Linked DNA regions of Mus musculus: region 2 is linked to region 1. The links are chromatin contacts, found by Hi-C or POLR2A ChIA-PET in ENCODE. All regions are on one chromosome and are shown on one strand. Each heading gives the region's core, a stretch centred on a gene start or an enhancer-like site at or near the end of the contact. The rest is flanking DNA. Distances are from core to core; before and after follow the strand shown.

What was found. Hi-C counts contacts between places; a loop is a spot of excess contacts on that map. ChIA-PET counts read pairs that join two places held with the same protein, here RNA polymerase II (POLR2A).
Region 2: a loop to region 1 is called in a map of heart, with 4 times the contacts of the local background. The contact joins the promoter of H1f0 here to the enhancer-like site in region 1. A Hi-C loop is called at or near these places in 10 of 37 maps with a recorded cell type or tissue (adrenal gland, gastrocnemius, heart and 2 more). POLR2A ChIA-PET finds 5 or more read pairs at or near these places in 4 of 5 experiments (Patski and embryonic stem cell).

The regions. Positions count from the first base shown.
Region 1 is chr15:78,984,273-78,988,488 of GRCm38, reverse strand. Triobp (TRIO and F-actin binding protein) reads right to left here. Exons shown (of 25, transcript NM_001039156.1): 13 at 541-597. Among named protein-coding and RNA genes, the nearest start is that of Mir6956, 16 kb to the left of the region's middle. Within about 2 kb of position 1,732, at least 2 of the 3 ENCODE cell types and tissues checked have a DNase peak (open chromatin) inside an H3K27ac peak, as active enhancers do; they include gastrocnemius and heart, where a contact is called at or near this core.
Region 2 is chr15:79,026,237-79,030,452 of GRCm38, reverse strand. H1f0 (H1.0 linker histone) reads right to left here and starts at 2,241. Exons shown (of 1, transcript NM_008197.3): 1 at 1-2,241. The coding sequence starts at 1,731. The coding sequence ends at 1,147.

The sequences.
Region 1 (4,216 bases), core at 483-2,982:
GTCACAGTAGACTGGAAAGACGGAGGGGTGATGAACTAAGCTTAGAAGCTTCCGGCTCCTCACGCAGTCACCTCTGTGAGTGACTCTGTTCTCCATCATACCCATGTCACAGATCTGCTGACTGAGGCTGTGGTTCCACCGACAGGTCTGGCCTGTGTCCTGTGCCCTACTCTGTACTGTCTGGAAGTTGGTACAACTCAGGTACAACTCGGGAAGCCTTCACCCCAGACCCTCAGACTCCTGTCAAGCATTGTCATGAGGAAGGAGAGCCAAGATACTCCTGTCGAGAGCTAAAGATGGGATCTGGAGCGTGCATGGCAGGGAGGCTCCACCCTGTGCCTCACATGTTAAGACTCATGAGGAAGCCTAGAGCCAGCAACCTGTCCCTCCTAAGCATTCACTAAGCCTCTCCCTCGACCAGAAATTCAACTCCATTAGGGTTTTCACTGGCCCTCCCATCGGACCCCTTTACCCACCCCAAGAGCCTCTCCACGGAAGCCCTGCATCAGCCCGGCCAGTCCCTCCCCTCCAGTCTCCTACCTCTCCAGGCTCATCCAAGATTGACATCCATCCTTTCTTGAAGTTGAGCAGATCGGGCTACAGGAAGATGAGAAGGCAAATGGTCAGACTCAGTGTGAAAGCCGACGGGGCTGCTAGAAGGGAATGCGACAGTCATCCTGTCGTAGTCCTGGTGACACTGAGGTCCTGGGAGACCAACGGCGAGGGCAAAGGACCCAGAGAACTTAACTCTCCTCACCTACCCCCAAACCAAGCAGACTCCCCGCCACTGAGACAGCCTTAGACCTTTCCCCCAGCATCTCCCCCTCCCCAGGTGTCCAAGCTCCCCGGCCCTACCCAAGATGGGGAGAGGGAGAGACAAAAGGAACTTTTCCTATAAAGAGAGCCCCAGGGAATCCAGAGAGCAGCCTCGAGAAATAGCCTAGTCCTCTTCGGTAAGATCTAGGTGGGCCACGCGGAACACAACCCAATGTTCTGTCCAGGCCACCACTCCTACCCTTCCCTCATCTCCTAGAGACCCTGAAAGGTTGAGCCAGGCCAGGCTGAGGGCAGATATTCTAAGGCCTCTTCCCCTTACGTCTCCTTAGACAGGCCATAGCACCTCAATCCTGGCAAGCCCTACCTGGCGGGTCCTACCCAGAGATGCATAGCCCTGAAGTCTGGGAGGCCCCAGCTGTAGCATGTTCCACAGGGAGGCTGTGAGCTAGCTCTCTCTGCCCGGGCCTACATGTGGGGGATCATCCTGGCAGTTTCCCGACCCGCTCATCTGGTGGATATCATCCACCAGACCCTCTCTGACCACTGGGGCCCCTCTCCTATCTAGGTCTCTTATCCTTTAGTAGCCTCAGCTCCTGCTCGCTGGCAGGGAGAACAGGGCAGGCCAAACAGGCTGGCGGGGAGGAGGTGGCCACCTGTTGCCATGGCTCTGAGCCCACCTATCAGAGTGTGCATCGAGTGAGCCTCACCAGGCCAAGGTGTCTGGTTGCATGAAGAGAGTCAGTGGGACAGTGTAGCAGGGTGCAGGTGGCAGCTGGGAACCAGAGCCACCTGACCCAGCCACCTCTGTGGGCCTGCACTCCTTTAGAGAACCCCGATTTCCTCAGGCAGAGTCAGTGTGCTGAAAGCATACCCCAGCCAGTAGCCTAAACACCTAGAGCTATCCACAGCCAGAGTTGGGGCTCCCTCATCCTGTATACCTGTCTGAGGGAGAAGGTGGGCTGTGCTCCAAGCCCGGAAACCCTGAGGCTGTGATCGTCCTGTTTGCTTTCTCTTCTGTCAGACCGTCTCCCATCTGTGACAAGGCGACCCAGGATGATCCCTGGCTAAAACTGAAGGCTGTAACCACCCATATCTGGCTCCATTTCCCTTCATCTCGGACCTCCCACAAACACAGCCTCAGGACCTGGAGGAAAGGCCTAACCACAACAGGTATCAGGAGAGGCTGTGTAGGAAGAGGTTTTTTTAACCTCCTTTATAAACATTCCTGTGCTTTGGGGCAGATCCCCTGACCCCCACACTGACTCCAAACAGCCAAAAGCCGGCACCATGGGGCTAATCCGAAGGAGAAGGTCACCAGGCACAGTGACAGGGATGCAGAATGCTGCATACCAAGTATACATAATAGCAACAACCATCTCCCTTTGTGACATGTGTGGCCCCCTCCAGCTTCTGGATCATATGTGGCAGATGACCACGGGTTCTGCCCCAGCCTCAGTCTTCCAGAGGGATAGAATGTACCACAGTCTGGGCAGCCAGGTGACTCAAGACCAGTAACAACGAAGGCATGTCAGATCTGGTGTGACCTAGCTAGCAACTTGAGGGAAAGAAGACCAGCAGAGTGAGTGTCCCATCCTTCTGGGAGGGGAACCTAGGGGCAGGGTTAAAATATCTCACAAGAACCAGGGAGGTGGTTCAGCCAGCAAAGCATACTCCACACAAGCACGTGGACCCAAGCTACGACCCCCTAGCACCCATATCAAAAGCTGGATTCGATGGGACATGCCTATGATCCCAGTGCAGAAACGCAGACTCAGGAGCCATTCGGTTTGCTGTTGGCCAAACTAAACTGGAAAGCTAAAGATGCACAGAGAGATCCTGTCTTTAAAAATACAGTGAAGAGAAAGACATACCCAAAGCCAACCTCTAGCTTCCTCCAGAAGTGTGCATCCACAGACAGACAGACAGAAACACACACACTCGCATGCACTCAGGTACAATTGGAAAAACACGGACGAGCTGCATCCGGAGGGCCACCACCTCCGCAGCTCCTCAGGCTCAGAGGCCCATTCTCCACCAGCAAGCCCAGGATGAGGAACACCCTCTCCTCAACCAGTATCACAGGTCATGCCTGCCTGTCACCTCAGCCCTAGCTGCAGCCCCTTCTACGCCCGGACAACCAAGAGGACCCTTTCTGTGGGGTCATCAAAATCTCTCCTGCAAGTCTGCCTTTCGACACACGGTGCTCACAGATCCCCAACACACAAGGACACCTCCCTCTGAGTCCTTTACATCTGCCATGTCCTTAACATGAAATACCAGGCATCCTCCTCGGCTGACTAAGCCAAGTCCCTGCTCATGCGTCCAGACCTGCTTAACTGCATCTCTGAGGCTTCTTCTCAGAACTTACCCATTGGACCCTCTGCCTTGCCTGCTGCCCCTAGCCGAGGCCCCCTGCTGCCTTAAACACTTTCACTTTTTTTTTTCTTCCAGGTGGGCTGACTCCTTACAAGACAGAGGGTCAGAGTCCCCAGCAGTCCTAAAAGCACCAGGTACTTAGAAGACAGACAGTAGACAAGCAGAACAAGGATATAATTTGATGCCCAGCAGTGGCTGCAGAACGAGGCTCCTTAACACAGTTTGGCCAGGCTCAAGAGAAAGAGGCTCTGGATTCTAGGTCAACCGAGATCCACTGGCTCCCCGAAGGCCTTCTTACCCAGCCCAGCCCTGCGCCACTTGCTCTGTACAGAACACTACTCAGCTAGGAGCTGTGTGTGCATGCGTGCACACATGTGTGTGTGTATGTGTGTGTGTGTGTGTGTGAGAGAGAGAGAGAGAGAGAGAGAGACGGATGGCAGACATGAACAGAGTGTGAAGACTGGGAGGACCTGAAACAGGCCCAAGTCTGAATGGTACCCAGGAAAAGCCCAGTGCGCACCGTGAAGGGTGACCACAAGCCTCTTCCCTGCTTCAAGCCACTCAGGAGTACCCACAGCTCGTGGTCTGGTCCTTCCCCAGACACTAAGCTTTCAGCATCCATGATTTGCCCACTAGCCTTGATCTACATACACACCCCTTCCTCCACAACCCACCACCATCTGACCAAGTCCTGCGAGCAGAGGATAACTCCCTCAGGAAGCTCTCCTCCCACCAGCAGGGATGTGCTATCCCTCCTCCTGGCCACCCCTCGCTCAGGATACAGGCACACATGAGGTGCTTAGTAGACTCACCCTTGCTTAGTGTGTGCTTCCTGGGAGTGGCAACTGTGTACATTTCTTATCTCTCCTTAGAAAGCAAACTGAGACTGACTGAGACATAAATTTTGGCCTAGCCAAGGCTATACTTCATTTCTGCACTCAGTTTCCCCAACCGTCCAGTGGGGATGCTCATTCAACTTTATATCTGGTACTATGAAAGCACCCAGTTTAGCATCTGGTAGGCGTCCACTGAGCCAGGCAACCACCTCCCCCCCAACACCAGG
Region 2 (4,216 bases), core at 992-3,491, 41 kb before region 1:
TTCTCCCGGGCACTAGTTACACTTGTTTAAAAAGGGGTGGGGTAGGGTGCGCGAGTTTCTAATTTTATTAAAATAAGAGAAAGACAACTGTACAGATTTTTTTCTCCCAGCTCCCGAAGTGAGACTAAGTCCTAGTCTTAGATATGGATATATACATATACACACATGCACACAATCCTGCCTCTCTAAAGCTACCTAGCAAATTCGAATCAACTGGAGTATGTCTTACAGTCCACTCCCTGCCTCTCCCCCTCCTCCGCTACTTAGAAAAAAAACTCAAAGAGTAAAAGAGGTTGGAGGGTTTTAAGTGGCAGCTGGTAGACCTGAAGCGGCACCAAGCAAAGCCACATCTTACACAGGAAAGGGAAGAAAGGAAACGTACAAAGTCCTGCTAGGACGCAATCCATCAATCGTGTGGAAAAAACCCAAGTTTCCATAGGCACACTGAGGCACTTGGCTGATTACCCACCCCTCCCCCTAAGTCCACTCGCATTTAACCAGAGACTACTGAAAAAGACCCCTCCTTCCCAATGGCTAGATCCTGGTTGTGAGAAGCTATGGCTTCTCTAACCAGCTGTCACTTGGACCCCTTTGCCCCTTTAGACAATGGGGAGGCACTAGGGCAGAAGAGAAAAAGCAACCAGGTCTCCAACTTACCACCGTTGGTAGGGCAGCCCCAGGGAATTTTCCCTCCCTCCTTGGCCAGCTAGGTGGGGTGTCACCTGCTCCCCATCAAAGGTTTTGAAAAGCTCACGAGGGACAAGCAGTCTAAGAAAGTCTTGGAAGACAAACCTTAGTTCCTGGGTCCCCTCACCTAGCCAGAACTTTGCCAGTTCCTTCATAGTAAACAAACCACCGACTGAAACACACATCCTCCCCCCTCCCATCCCTAACCCCGTAAGAAGGTTAATATCAAATCAAGAAAAAAGTACGTCTCCATCATTACAAAGATGAGGTCTGTTTGCTGTCCTTGCACAATAGGTTAAGGAAAAAGGAGTCATTCCACAATGTCTGTATGAGGGATCCAAACTCTGTCCTCTTTAATAAAGTCAGAATAGAATGGGCAAAGGGTTGCAGATGGAATCAAGTGAGGAAATGTATTTACAGAAAACAGGAGGGAGGAAGGAGTGTCCCCAAGCAAAGTCTTCACTTCTTCTTGCTGGCCCTCTTGGCACTCGACTTGGCTTTGGGCTTCACGGTTTTGGCCTTCTTGGGTTTGGAGGCCTTGACTGGTTTGACTTTGACAACCTTGGGCTTTTTGGCTTTCTTGGGCGTGGCAGCCGGCTTCTTCTTGGCCTTCTTGACAGGGGTGGCTTTGGGTTTCTTGCTTGGGGCTTTGGAGGCAGCCTTCTTGGGCTTGGCTGCCTTCTTTGGAGTGGCCACTTTCTTGACTTCCTTCTTGGTCTTCTTGAAAGCCACCGACCTTTTGGGCTCATCGCCCTTGGCCAGCCTGAAGGACCCCGAGGCGCCCACCCCTTTGGTTTGCTTGAGAACACCGGTGGTCACTAGGCGCTTGATGGACAACTTGATCTGGGAGTCGGCGTTCTCACCCACCTTGTAGTGGCTCTTGATATACTTTTGGATGGACTGGCGCGAGGAGCCGGCACGGTTCTTCTCTGCCTGGATAGCAGCCACGATCATGTCTGAATACTTGGGGTGGTCCGTGGACTTCTTGGAAGCCTTGGCCCGTTTGGGCTTCGCCGCCGGGGCGGAGGTGGAGTTCTCGGTCATGGTGGCCGGCCTGCTCCCACTGTTCAAGGAGCCTTCCGATGGGCCAGCCCTCGCCGGAGGCTGTGCAGAACCTGACTCGCGATCTGCTCTCCCGCTCCACTAGCAGGCCAGACGCAAGTGCGGCTGCCGGGGACGCGGGCTACGCGTGGCTCCTGTCCTCCCGGCGCGGGTCGCGAGCTGCTCTGCGCTCCCAGCCCCCACCGTTCGGTCGCTCGCCCGGCGCCTGGCGCTGCCTCCGCCTCCACAGCCTCCCTTTTCCCAGCTCTGCGTCTGGCGCTCGGGCGGCGCATCCGGGTATTTAGCGGCGGCGGGCGGACCGCGGTGAGGACTGGGCTGCTGGCTGCCTGCTCCCGGCCCGGAATGGCGCCGCGCTGCCGCCATCTGTGTTTCTTCCGCCGAGCAAACTCGACCTTTCCCGGCGGCCCGGGCCTTCCCGCTGCCCGCCGTCTCTCGAGGTCTCTGCCCGGCTCCCTAGGCTTCCCTTCTGGGGACCCTGGCGCCCCGGCCGCCGCCCCCCGCGCCCGCCACGAGCCTCAAACGGCGCCGAGGAGCGCTGGGGCGCCGGCACATTTCCCCTTTGCGGGGGGCTGGCTCTGCGGAGCCGGGGAGCCCCGGGGCTTGAGACCCCCCGTCGGAAAGCTCCCCCCTGGGACTACCAGGAGCCCCACTCCCGGATGCCTGCGGGGTCCCCCAACCTGGCGGAGCGGCTCAGAAGCGGCCCCAACTAACACACGCGGCCCTGAGCTGGGCGACTCCCAGCCGGGCCGAGTCGGGACAAGGGGGGAGGGGTCGCCTCCCCAGGGTCCGGTCACCTCTCGGGGGTCACCCGACCACAGCTCCTCTGACACCCCTACCCCCTCTCTGCCTGCGAGGCCCTCAAGGAAACTTTCCCTGAAAGAGTTGGAAGGGCACTTTCAAACTTTGTCCCTTCCCCCTCTTGAGTCGCCTTCTCCCCTCGATGCACCCCCGGACCTCGGCGAGTTGATTGCTCTCTGAGCCCGAGCCCCCCAAAGCTTCCTGGGACCCCTGGAAGATGCGGACAAGCCTCCCGGGCGGCCTGCTCTCCTCAAAGACCCCCCACATCTCCCATGTATCTGAGTATGAGTTCATTTACATGCCTGCCTTGTTAGCTAGGGAGTTTTGGGGATGTAAGAAGCAGGACCACCACCCCCCAGGCCCACCCTAGGGGTGAAGGTCCCCTCTCCCACTGGCCTCTTCAAGGTGGGGTGTGGCTTGATGTGTGTGCAGTCTCTATCATAGGTGCTGTCCAATGGCTCTGATCAGACATCCTGGGGACCCTTAGGATGCGCAGAGGCTCCTTGTGCTTTTAGAGACTTGGAAAAATGGGGCGCAGCGGGAGAAGCCGAGGAGAGAGTTCTCCTTTCCCTGGTCGTGACTTAGGTGTAGGAGGTTTGCAGTCCACCAGGGAGCCGTGGTCCCGACCACCGCCATTTTGCTGGGAAGATGCCATGTCTTTGTTAAAATGTATCCATCTTTCCCGCCCTGCTTGGCAAAAATCCACCAAGTGAGCAAGGGGCGCCACCATCTGTAGTCCGACCTGGGGCTGTTGGGAGTCCTAGGCTCCGAGAGAGTTTAGAGGCTCCGAGATTTGCCGAAGAGACCCCCAGAGAGCCCAGAACCTCTTGTCTGCTGCAGACATCCTACTCACAATGTTAGGACCTCTTGGCAGCGGCTCCGTAGGGTTCTGGTGGTATTGCCTACCTGAGCTGGATCCCCGGACCCTGGTGTTTTTATTCCCTAGCAAAAAGGCACGAAAGTGTTTAATTAAACATTAACCTGGGAGTGGGGAATTGTAGCTGATCAAGATGAACTAACCTCTGCTAAGGCCTGGGGCTGTTTGTCACACCAGAAGGAGCAGCTTAGATGAGGGAGCTTTGAATTTGGGGGAGATGTGGGGAAAGGGTTACTGGGCTTGGGAGTCCCTGAGACCAGGCACACACACACACTATAGGTTAATCCAAATGATTGGAGGGGAAGGCCAGGTGCCTTCATTACTAGCTTATCTGGGTGAAGGGATTGCTGTTTGAGGCCAGGTTAGTTCAAAGGTCGAGGTTTTTAACTCTGGTGCTTTCAGTGACCCTGAAGTTTCCTAATTTGAAAACACATTCTAGTAGGTTTGTTTGGGATATTTTGAAAACAGATTCTCCTGGTTTCCACAAAGATTTTATGGAGAAGGTACCCAAATGCACCTCTGAGATACTACTGTACAATGCCCTCCCCCGCGAATACAAATGAAACGGATCACAGGATGTTGAAATTTCTTTTTCTCATAGTCCGTTACAGTTTGCAAGGAGCTCTACAGCAGTTCGATTCTTTGGCAGGGAGGGTATGAATTATGATCAGGACCCACATTTACCCGGAGGTCTTGGGGCTTGGAAGGAGAGGCGACAGCTCCGCACATTTAGTCTTGCAGCTCGACCATTTTTACCGCTCCCACAATCCTTTAACATCTATTACCCCCTAC